2 separate regions of the Homo sapiens genome follow, and region 2 is linked to region 1. Evidence: read pairs that join two places in POLR2A ChIA-PET (ENCODE). Cell type or tissue: Caco-2. All regions are shown on one strand. Links, peaks and the distances in the headings refer to the core of each region. The heading gives the core; the rest is flanking DNA.

Region 1 (5,366 bases), core at 224-5,223:
GTCACAGGGACTCTGGAAAGACCTGGCTTCCAATCTGTGGTACTGTCCTCTAGAGATAGAGACCTCAGACAATCAGAGGGTGCCACTCTCTCCTCCACCCAGCCCTGCCTTGGGCACTAGGTTATCCACCTGTCAGGCCCCTGCAGGCTTCCCTGCTGTGCCTGGGAAGCCCAAGCTCCTGGTTCTTGTCCACATAGCCAAGGTCCCCAGTGCCTTTCTCTGAAGTAGGTGGTTGTGACCTTTTCTGTGCTGTGGGCTGCTGTGGCATCTGGTGACACCTTCATGCCCTGTCTTCTTTGTACATGCATAACAAATACGTAGGATTACACAGGAAACCGAGTCACTGGAAATATGGCTATCAAGATATTTTTAAAAACCACATTTAAAAACCACATTTGTGGCAAGGTGTGGTGGCTCATGCCTGTAATCCCAGTACTTTGGGAGGCTGAGGCAGCCGGATCACCTGAGGTCAGGAGTTCCAGACCAGCCTGGCCAACACGGTGAAACCCCGTCTCTACTAAAAATACAAAAATTAGCAGAGCGTGGTGGCATGCACCTGTAATCCCAGCTACTCAGGAGGCAGAGGCAGGAGAATCACTTGAACCTGAGAGGAGGTGACTGCAGTGAGCCGAGATTGCGCCAGTGCACTCCAGCCTGGTTGACAGAGTGAGACTCCATCTAAAAAAGAAAAGAAAAAATAAATCACATTTGTGATGTGATAATAAATGTGCCTCTTTACTAAGCATTAACAAGATGTGGCGGCGGGTCTGCAACGGAGTGATGAGTGAGATTTTGAGAAATCTGCACCAGCTTTGTTGTGATCAGAAGACAGCTGTGATTTCTGTTGGTAACAGTGCCGCAGGTACCACTGACTTCTGGCTTTGCTGGGTATGATCATCATGGAAGGAAATACTACACTGTAGTTAGATGTTAGAGAAAATGGAGATGGGATTTTTTTTTTCTCCATCCAAGTTCATGAATGTCCTGAGTTCTACTCATGGCATACCCCAGGTGAGGGACCTCTGTTCTGCTCCCATAATTGGGGTGCAGACACTATGCCCAGCAAGCAGGGAGTTCTCGGGCTGCAGGGAAGAGAGGTTGGGGAGGGGTTGGGGAAGAGCCGATCGCTAAGGGGGAGGAGTTCTGGACTGCAGAGTCGTGTGACCCCAGCAACTGAAGAATTGTGGAAATTGAGGGAGAGGGAGAAATCAACTAGCTTGCTGATTTCTCCAGCCTGGGGTCCTGGGCTGTAGAGTCCCTAACAGCAGACAGAAGTGAGAAAGAGGGCCTACAGGGAGTGCACCAGCTGCAACTAGATGCAGCTGGGGAGAGTGTGTTGGTCACCTCTTGCTGGATTGTGCTGTGGTAATGAACAACCTCCGTGTCTCAGTGCCTTGGAAGCAGAAAGATCTTTTTGCTTGTGTTGGGTGTCAGCTGAGCTGCAAGCGAGCAGCAGCTCTCCTTCTCATCCCCTTCTCTCCAGGACCCAGGCAGGGCCATGGCTGTCTTCATGGTACCATGGAAGCCCCATGAAGGCCCATGTCTGCTTAGCACAAGATTTGTCCCTGGCGTCCCTGCCTCTTCTAAATAGGCAGGGCATGCTCAACAGGTTGCACTGACCCACAGGACCCAGGAGGGAGGCTTTGAGGGTATCCCCACCTTCCTAACAGACCCCTGAGGCTCAGAGAGGGAGCAAGAGTCCTTCTGCTCTTGCTTCTTGCTCAGCAGGTATAGGGCAGGGCAGGGCTTCCCTGCTCCAAGCTCCCTGGACATGCCCTTGGTCCCAGGCCCTGGAGTCCCCTCCTCTTCCCCCCAGAAGGGAGGTCCAGAGCCTAGTGCGGCCCAACTGATCAGCTCCTGGGACCATTCCCCAAACCAGGAGGTACCGATCCCTAGGAGAATCTGCAGAATCTGTAGGGACTTAGGAGTCCCCGTCAGAGCAAGCTTCAGCTCTCCCTTAGGCCAGCTCTTACTTCTGGCAAGGGAGCAGGACTACAGGCCTGGGCCAACAGAGCCCAGCACCCTTGGGAGCATCTTTATTTGTTTATTTATTTATTTTTGAGATCAGGGCTCACGGTGTTGCCCAGGCTGGAGTGCAGTGGAGCAGTCATGGCTGACTGCAGCCTTAACCTCCCAGCCTCAAGGCCTCAAGTGATCTCGCTTCAAAATAGTTGGGGACTACAGGTGTGCACCACCACATCCAGCTAACTTTTTTATTTTTTGTAGAGATGGGGTTTGCCCATCACTGTCCAAGCTGGTTTCAAACTCCTGGGCTCAAGTGGTTCTCCTGCCTTGGTCTCCCAAAGAGCTCGGATCACAGGCATGAGCCACCATGCCCAGCCATTTCTTTTTTCTTTGAGCCTTGGGAACATCTTGATGCCTTCCCAGGAAACCTGGAGAGGGTCTCCCTATCCTCTGGGCAGCAGTGATGGGCCCCATCCTTGTCCTGGGCAATGGGGTGCCGTGGAGGAGGGGGTCTTCACATTCAGGCTGGGGAGGATGGACCCATTTTAGCCACAAAAGTGGATCCTTGTAACAGAGAGGCAGGAAGGTCAGAGCGAGAGAGAGGAGCCGGAAGATGCTACATGCCTGGCTTTGAAGAATGAGGATGAGGCCACAAGCTAAGGAACGCAGGTGGCCTCTAGAAGCTGGAAGTGCAAGGAAATGGATTTCCCTAGGGCCTCTGGAAGCAACACGGCCCCGCTGACATCTTGGCTCTTACTTCAGACTGTAAGAGAGTAAATCTGTGTTGTTTAAGCCACTGACCTTGTGATCAGTTGTTATTGCAGCAAGAGGAAATGGATGCAGGCTGTTGCTCCAGCTCTTCTCCCAGTTCCCAGCCAGCTCTGATGTTCCAGAAAGAAAATAGATGCTCTGTGTGGCCCTGCTTTGTAAATGATTAAAGGGCTGAGGGGCGGTGGGGGGAGCTTCTTAAGGCCACCAGGTCACACGGAGCCCATGGCTGGGACTTTCCATCTGTGGTTTCTCCAGGAAATGAAACCCACCTGTTTGCTGGGTGTGGCCTACAGGACGAGCAGGAGGCTCAGGATTCCAAATGAGAGGGAAAAATGCCCTTAGAAAGTAGCGTTGCTGGGTTTCTCTGGGTCGGGCTGTCTCTGCCACTGTCCTTCTTCACCAGGAGGTCTCAGAGCCCAGCAGTGACAAGCTCAGGATGGACTCCAGTTGCCCTGGGTGCCAATTCTCAGCTCTGCTGAGTTGTCGTTTGTGTGACTTGGGCAAGTCCCTCCACCTTTCCCAACCTCGGCTTCCTCCTCTGTAAAATGGAGATAATAGGATGAGCTTACCTGGAGGACCCAATGGGATGCCATGTTTGTGAAGAGCTCAGCTCAGGGCTGGGCGCTCAGGTGCACCCCTGTGGGTGTCTGGGTGTGCAGGTATGCATGTATGCAGGAGTGCTCGTATACAGGTATGTGTGTACAGGTACAGGTTGCAGGCATGTGTGTACAAGAAGGCACATGAGGTATGTGTGTGCAGGTATATCTGCAGCCCGGATGAGCATTCTGAAATTCACCTTTGCCATGTTACTCCCCTGCTCAGAGCCCCCCATTGCTCCAGGGAGAAGTTGAAATCTTCACCATGGCCAACACCACCCTGCCCGGCCTGGCACCTGCCAGCCTCTCAGCCTCATCCCCCCAACTCCCCAGTTTGTACCATGTGACCTAGGCCTGCCATCCTCCTATCCATTCCTGAAGCGGGCCATGTTTCATGGCAGTCCAGGCCTTCACCCATGCCATTCCTTCTGGAACACTTGTCCTTAGTCCTCCTTCCTGACTAGCTCCTACTCAGTCTTTGAATTTATCACCTCCTCCAGGTAGCCTTCCCTGACTGCTACCCCACCAGAGTGATTGCCCCTCCCCTTTGAACCCATGGCATCACCATCCCCCATTTGCTCCCCTGGTCTCAGCACTAACTACATCGACAATAATCACTCATGACATCTCTCTTCACTCTGAGGCCATGTGCCCCCTGTCTCCAGTGCCCAACATGGGGCCTAGCCCGGAGTAGAGGCTTAGAACACTTGTTGAATGGATGAATGAATGAATGGATGAATGCACACATCTGGATGCATGAGCAAGGAGGCTGTCAGTGCAGAAGGGGTCTGCAGCACGTGTGCAAAGGTGATGTGGGGAGATATCAGATTTGGCCAAGGCTGTGCCTTGGGGAGGGGCTGGAGAAAGGGGGATGGACAGGGTGCCCACTCCCCATCCAGACCCCTTTTCCCTGTGGAGACTGTGGACTTACTGAGGTTGCCTTGTTGTTGGGGGAGAGGGAGGATGGAGAGAGTAGAGGGTGAGAGGGGAGGTGGACGCCAGCAGTGCCAATACATTCTGCTTCATCTTCCCTTCCTGACCTCTCTGTGACTTTCATCTGCCCAGCCTGGGCCCTTCCGCTGGATGGGGAAGGAGCAGAACTTCCCAGGGTCACCAGCCCAGTGGCCCTTCTGGTGTCTCTAGCCGCCATCCCCTTAGCTCGTTCCTTGGGCCCCTGGTCAGGCCAGGAGGAGGTGAGAGCAGCGGCTCTGGGGGAAGAGGGGATAAGGGCCTGGCCTGGCCTCGGAGCCCAGACGGCGGGCCCTGCCCCTTACTCATGCCTGGGGTGAGGCAGCCCATGACTGTGTGGCCTGGAGCGGGTCACTTCCCCTCCCTGACCCTAATCCTGACATCTGTAAAATGGCATAGCAGCCCTTCTGAGTAGTCTTGCAGCAATTAACAAGCTCCTGCTTACAGAAGGCTCGACACAATATCTGGCACTGGAAAATGCTCAGTAAGTAGAATTTTGTCATCATCATTATCATCTCTTTCCTCTCTCCCGCCTCCCTCCTGCCTTTCTTCCTCTCCTCCTTCCTGCATTCAGACCATGCAGTTTGTTCCTAGTGCACCCCTAGTAGGGCAGGACAGGTATCTCACTCATCTTTATATCCCCTGTCCCTGGCACAGTGCCTGGGCACCTAGTCAGTGCTCAATAAATGTTTATTAGGGCCAGGCATGGTGGCTTACGCCTGTAATCCCAACACTATGGGAGGCTGAGGTGGGAGGATCACTTGAGCTTGGGAGGCGGAGATTGCAGTGAGCTGAGATCTTGCCACTACACTCTAGCCTGGGTGACAAAGTGAGACCTTGCCTCAAAAATAATAAATAGCCGGGTCCGGTGGCTCACGCCTGTAATCCCAGCACTTTGGGAGGCCGAGGCGGGTGGATCACCTGAAGTTGGGAGTTTGAGACCAGCCTGACCAACATGGAGAAACCCCATCTCTACTAAAAATACAAATTTAGCTGGGCGTGGTGGCGCATGCCTGTAATCCCAGCTACTCGGGAGGCTGAGGCAAGAGAATCTCTTGAACCCGG
Region 2 (5,366 bases), core at 51-5,050, 430 kb after region 1:
TCTCACCAAGCAGAGGTGGGGAGCAGGAGCAGGCTGTTCCGTCCGCAGCCCGCCCACCTGCCTGTCCTGCCCGGGGCTGGGTCCAGTTACCTGGAGATGAGGTGCTGCACTCGGCCTGCCTTTGCAGTGTCCCTTTTGAAAAGCCCCAACTTTGTCTCATGTAAATAACAAGGGTCAAGAAATCTGTCCAGGCTCAGACTGGGAGATCTCACTACAGGCCAGCAAAGGCCCGGCCTCGGGGCCAGAACTGGGGATACAGCCAGCTGCCCTGCCAGGAGAGGAAGCCTCCCAGAGCCCCAGCCACTGTGGAGTACGTCTCATCGCCGCAGCTCTGAGCCCCATCCTCACAGGTCCGTCTACTCCTGGGTGTTGTCCCAGGTATCCCTTGATGTCACCTGCTCAGGGGAGGATGGTGGATGAAGCTGGACCCATCAGGGGCTTCGCCTCTTCACTGGGATTCAGGAAAATACTCCCAGCAGCATCACAAGCACTGAGAGAAATTGAACCGTTCGTCCCTTGGTTCTTAACCACCAAACCCCCCATCCAGGGCCCAGGCAGGAGAAAGAGCACCTCAACTTTGGGACTGAATTCTGGATCCAACTCACATGTGCTGGGGTCCTGAGAACAGAAGCTGGGTCCCAGAGGTCACCAGGAAGGCTGCAGATGCCCGCCAGGGAACTGCTGGCCACAACTCTCCCCAGTCCAAAGGCCCCCTGAGGAATCAGGATCTAGGCTGCCTCCTCTCCCTGGGTCCAGCTCACATGGACTCTCAAACACTTTTCCCCAATACCTCTCACTCCCTGAATCCCCCAGCCCCGACTGCCCACTCCCTCTCAGGGGGTCTCTGGGCCAAAGCACCTACCAAGAACTCACCTCCCCTTCCTTTATCCCAACAGATGTGAGCAAGGCCCCTCTCCTTCCTCTCCCTCCTGACTAGAAGGACAAGCCCCCTCCTCTCTGCCCAAGATGCACCATCCTCCGGCGCTTGTTAGCGGGGAGATCTTTTTATTCAGTTTCCTTTCTTTTTTTTTCTTATTACAAAAGTAGTATGTGGATATGGTAGAAAGATTTAAAAATCAAATACGAAAAACATAAAGCAAGGTTAAAACTGACCCGCCACTACTTTTTCTTTTGTGGTTCAGTAATGTTAGGGTTTTTTTTTTTTTTTTTTTTTTTTTGAGACGGAGTCTTGCTTTGTTGCCCAGACTGGAGTGCCGTAGTGTAATCTCGGCTCACCGCAACCTCCCCCTCCCGGATTCAACCGATTCTCCTGCCTCAGCCTTCCGAGTAGCTGGGATTACAGGCGTGTGCCACCACACCCGGCTGATTTTTTGTATTTTAGTAGAGACGGGGTTTCACCATGTTGGCCAGGATGGTCTCAATCTCCTGACCTCGTGATCCGCCTGCCTCAGCCTCCCAAAGTGCTGGGATTACAGGCGAGCCACCATGCCCGGCCATGTTGGCATTTTCATAACTATCTTTGGAAGCAGGAAAAGCATTAAGAATTTTCCAAAAACCCTCATATCCCCACCACCCAGAGATAAGCTCATCACTACCTGGGCCTGTGTTCATGTAGATGGACAGACAGACGGACGGATCAAGAATGCAGATTTCTGCTTTTTTACAAAAAAGCATTGTCCTTCACCTGCAGTCTTTGCAGCTGCCTTCCCCACGAATAACAGATTATCCGCATCTTTCTGGACAAATAAATGGATAATCGCGTCATCTGACAGCCCATAGGATGACTGCTCCCTCCAGCCCCCTAACAATCCCCAACTGCTGAACATATAGAGTGTTTCCCAGGTTCTGCTGGAATAAGTCCAAGAGGGAAAATCCTCCAGGAGGGACGGTGCTGCCTGTCTTGTTCACCGCAGCGCCCCAGCACTTGTCCCCAGACTGGAACAGAGAGGGCTCTGACAGTGTTTGCTGAGTGAATGAAAGCAAGCCATCCTCCCGGCTCAACCCTGACCTGGGCCTCTCTGGTCCTCTCCTCAGCTCCCTCCCTCCGCCCTCCGCCTGCAGTGGCACTCAGGTACCCCAGGGGCCCCCCATGCCCACCTGCCTCCTTCTTCCTCCCCACTGTGCCAACCTCACCCTCCTTTCTCTCCAGCCCACTGCTCCTCTGCTTGGCTCCACAGCACTCAGAACTGCCCTCTCACAGGCCCCATACCCACCTCCGGTGCTGGCTGCCTGGCACCAGGGCAACAGTGGCCACTCAGTCTCCCTGCCCATTCCACTCACCTGCCCCAGGCGGGGCACCAGCTTCCTTTCTCCACGGATTCTCCAGGGCTGACCTGCCCCCTCCTGTGTCTGTATCATGCTCTGCACGAGGGCCCCTGCCACTGTCACAGCCATTTCACAGATATGTACCGAGTGTCTGCAGGACCTTCCTAGGGCTAGCAGGAAATAGGACAGATGAGGTGTCTGGCCTCACAGGAGCAGCAAAGCTAGGTGCTGAGTGCAAGGTGGTGGGCCTTAGCCTGCCTCATGTGAATCTCCATCAGCCCCCACCAAGGAACCCCAAGTAAAGAGAAGCTGTGTCTGCAGACAGCCCCCTACCACCCCAAATTCTAACCAGCTGGCTGCCCCTCCCCAACAAAGACCCCGGTGTCCCTACGGCAGGGGTGTGGCTGAGTGCTGGGTGGGGTGGGGACACCCAGGCAAGCAGGCCCAGGAGACCAGCCCCGATCTAGGGGGCCAGGCGAGGCCTCTCAGAGGGAGCGAAGCCTCAGCTGAGCCCCAAAGAAACACCAGGGGTTGCCCAGTGGGGTAAAGGGTTCTTCGAACAGGGCCAAACTGATCAGCGGCTCCAGGAGTGTGAGGAAGAGAGGCAGCCAGGGTGGCTGGACCTTGACACAGCAAGGGTGTGGGCAAGGGCCTGAGGCTGGAGAACAAGCAGGGCACAGCAGAGGATTCTGGGAATCTCTTTGGCCCCAGATTCCCCACTCTACCAGGGGTTGGGTCCTGGCAGCCCTGCCAGCCTCCCATTCAGCCCATGCAACATGTCTACCAGAGCTCCTCAAACTCTGCACCCCTGGCTGAGCTACCTTTGCCGGAGTCCTCCTCTCAGGCATGTGCCTAGGGTCATTAAGAACCCCTCCCTCTTCCTCAGCACCAGCTCCCACCTCCACCCTCCGCTTCCCAGCCCAGGGCCTCTCTCTGTGCTGCTTGGGGCCTTCAACATCCCTTATCTGGGCCAAGGCCCCAGTCCCATCACCAGCATCCACAGTCCCATCACCAGCATCCAGCCAGCTGCCCATGAGTTTCCTAAATCCCAATCCTCATCTCTCACACACACCACAGAGGCACCAGTTACATACTTCCCCAGCTCCCCACCAACTCCCCACCGAACCACTGATTCCTGCTTCCGGGTGCCTGCTGTGTGCCAGTCTCTGCTGGGCACTGGGATACAGCAGTGGGCAAGACAGACAGTCCCTGGCCTCCTGCGGCTCATCTTCTAGCAGGGAAGACGAACCTTAAGCAATGCATTTTGTAGAGAATTAAATGCCGCTAGGCAAGTGTCAAGGCCACGTGTGGAGTGCTACGGGCATCCATGGCGGGGGTCTTGGATCCCGAGCTGGTGTTAAAGCCCTCTGCAGGCCAGCCCCGACCTGCTGTTGCAACTGTGTCCCCTGCCAGCCACCCCTCCACATCTCTGTGCACAATGGCCCCGCGAGCACGTCCTTGGTCTGCGCCCATCACCCAGGTGAGAGGATGCCCACACGCCACCTCCTCCACAGAGTATTCCAGAGCTTACCTAAAGTCCACCCGGCCGCATCACCTTCCGCCCTCCTTTGCAACTAGTTCTCCATCTCTCTGTTTCCCCAGTAAGCTGGAAGTTTCTTGAAGGCAGATTCTTACCTTTTTCTCATCTCCACATTCCTCCAATACCTCATACATATATAACACATGCTTAATGCTTGTGGGATTCAAGAAAAACATATCACCTGACTTAGGCCCAAGTCTTGGGCACACCAAACCCTCAGCTTTGCTCTCCTTCCAACCCCAACCTCTGCCCAGGATTTTCCTCCCAGGAAGGCTTCTTCCTCTCACCTCTCACGAGCATGAAGCGGCCTCTGCCCCGGCGAACCAAAAAGGAGCACAAGTGGCTGAGTTCAGCTTGTCCATCCTGGAGCTCCTGTGGCCCAGGATGCTGGGAAGTGACACCCGCCCTTCAGCTCTGCAGCCAGCCCCACACTCAGAGGGCTTCTTTCGGACATGTTGAGCCGCTGGGGTGCCAGCAGCAGGCCAACCTCCACCGAGCACAGCACAGGCTACAGGTGCACGTGCCTCCATGGCCCATCTCCCAGGGCCTGAGTGGGCTCCCATCCTGCCCAGAAGCCCACGCCCACGTCCTCGGAGCTCTCACTGCCCCTCATGCCTTACATTTCCCTGTAAAAATAAACCCAGCCCAACCCGCCGCCAAACCGGCGCAGGGTCTGCCTTCCTCCCACAGGGAGAAACGAGCATCCTGCCTCAGCCACCTGCCCCGTGAAGGCCACCGGTACCTTCTCAGGACCTCGCTCCCTTCAACCTCCCGCTCTCCTGGACCTTCCCAGCATGCAGCAGGAGGCAGCCCCTTGCCAGTCTGACCAGAGCCCACCTTCAAGGCAGTCCCTTGGCCACCACCCTGCCCACTCTCCCGTCCCCACTCCCACCACAGTGAAACTCAGAAGAGAAGCGAGTGATGTCTGGTCAGTATCCACCTCAAGCAGCAGACCATCCCTCCACATCTTCCTCCTAGGGTGGGGGCCTGTGCCATGACAAGCAGACCTCACAGGGTGCGGTCTGCGTTCTCATCCCTGCTCCCCCCTCCCCCACCCCACGAAAGCCCACCCAGGGCCAATGCTCCTTGTATTTGCAGCTTTGGGTCCCCTGCCCACACTCCACCCTCCTCTGTGCAGAAGCCGGCCCTCTCCTCTCCCTCATCTGCATGTTCCACCCATTTGGCACTACGCCTCGTCACCATGCCCGCCACCTCCATCCTCTTCAGCCCACCCCAGCGCCCTCATCCTCAGCACCTCCTCTTAGAAGCTAACAGGCAGTTCCGCGCCCCCACAGCAATTCCTCTCCCTCAGGGCCCCCCACCCCAGGAAATGGCACCAAGCCACACAAGCCAAGAATTGGGGTTCTTGGCTGCTCGGCTCCCTGTCATAACTCCCTTCCTGTTAGCGACACCAAATGCAGCCTAAATTGGACCACTTCCCACCATCCCACTCTGAACCCTCACCCAGGCCACTATCCCTGTGCCCAATCACAACTACAACCTCCCAAATGGTCCTATCTCCCCTTCTCCCCAACAAAACCTTCCAGCACCTTCCCATAGAACACTGTCCAAACTCAGCAGAGCCCGCAAGGCCCCGGCC

The links. Peaks named below come from ENCODE experiments on the same cell type or tissue, not always from the same donor. Only the 100,000 strongest peaks of a DNase experiment are listed, where the experiment ranks them.
Region 2: POLR2A ChIA-PET joins it to region 1 with 5 read pairs; 9 of 35 experiments call an interaction of 5 or more read pairs at or near these places.

What each region holds. Positions count from the first base shown.
Region 1 is chr9:129,577,959-129,583,324 of GRCh38, reverse strand. It overlaps LOC105376292 (a long non-coding RNA gene), which reads right to left. Exons shown (of 5, transcript NR_188669.1): 2 at 3,006-3,274; 3 at 2,767-2,846; 4 at 557-678. Among named protein-coding and RNA genes, the nearest start is that of C9orf50, 40 kb to the left of the region's middle. RefSeq lists an enhancer at 2,694-2,743. In Caco-2, for the core only: no CTCF peak of the experiment used is centred there; a DNase peak (open chromatin) is centred at 2,923.
Region 2 is chr9:129,149,955-129,155,320 of GRCh38, reverse strand. No RefSeq gene overlaps it. Among named protein-coding and RNA genes, the nearest start is that of IER5L, 26 kb to the left of the region's middle. In Caco-2, for the core only: no CTCF peak of the experiment used is centred there; no DNase peak of the experiment used is centred there.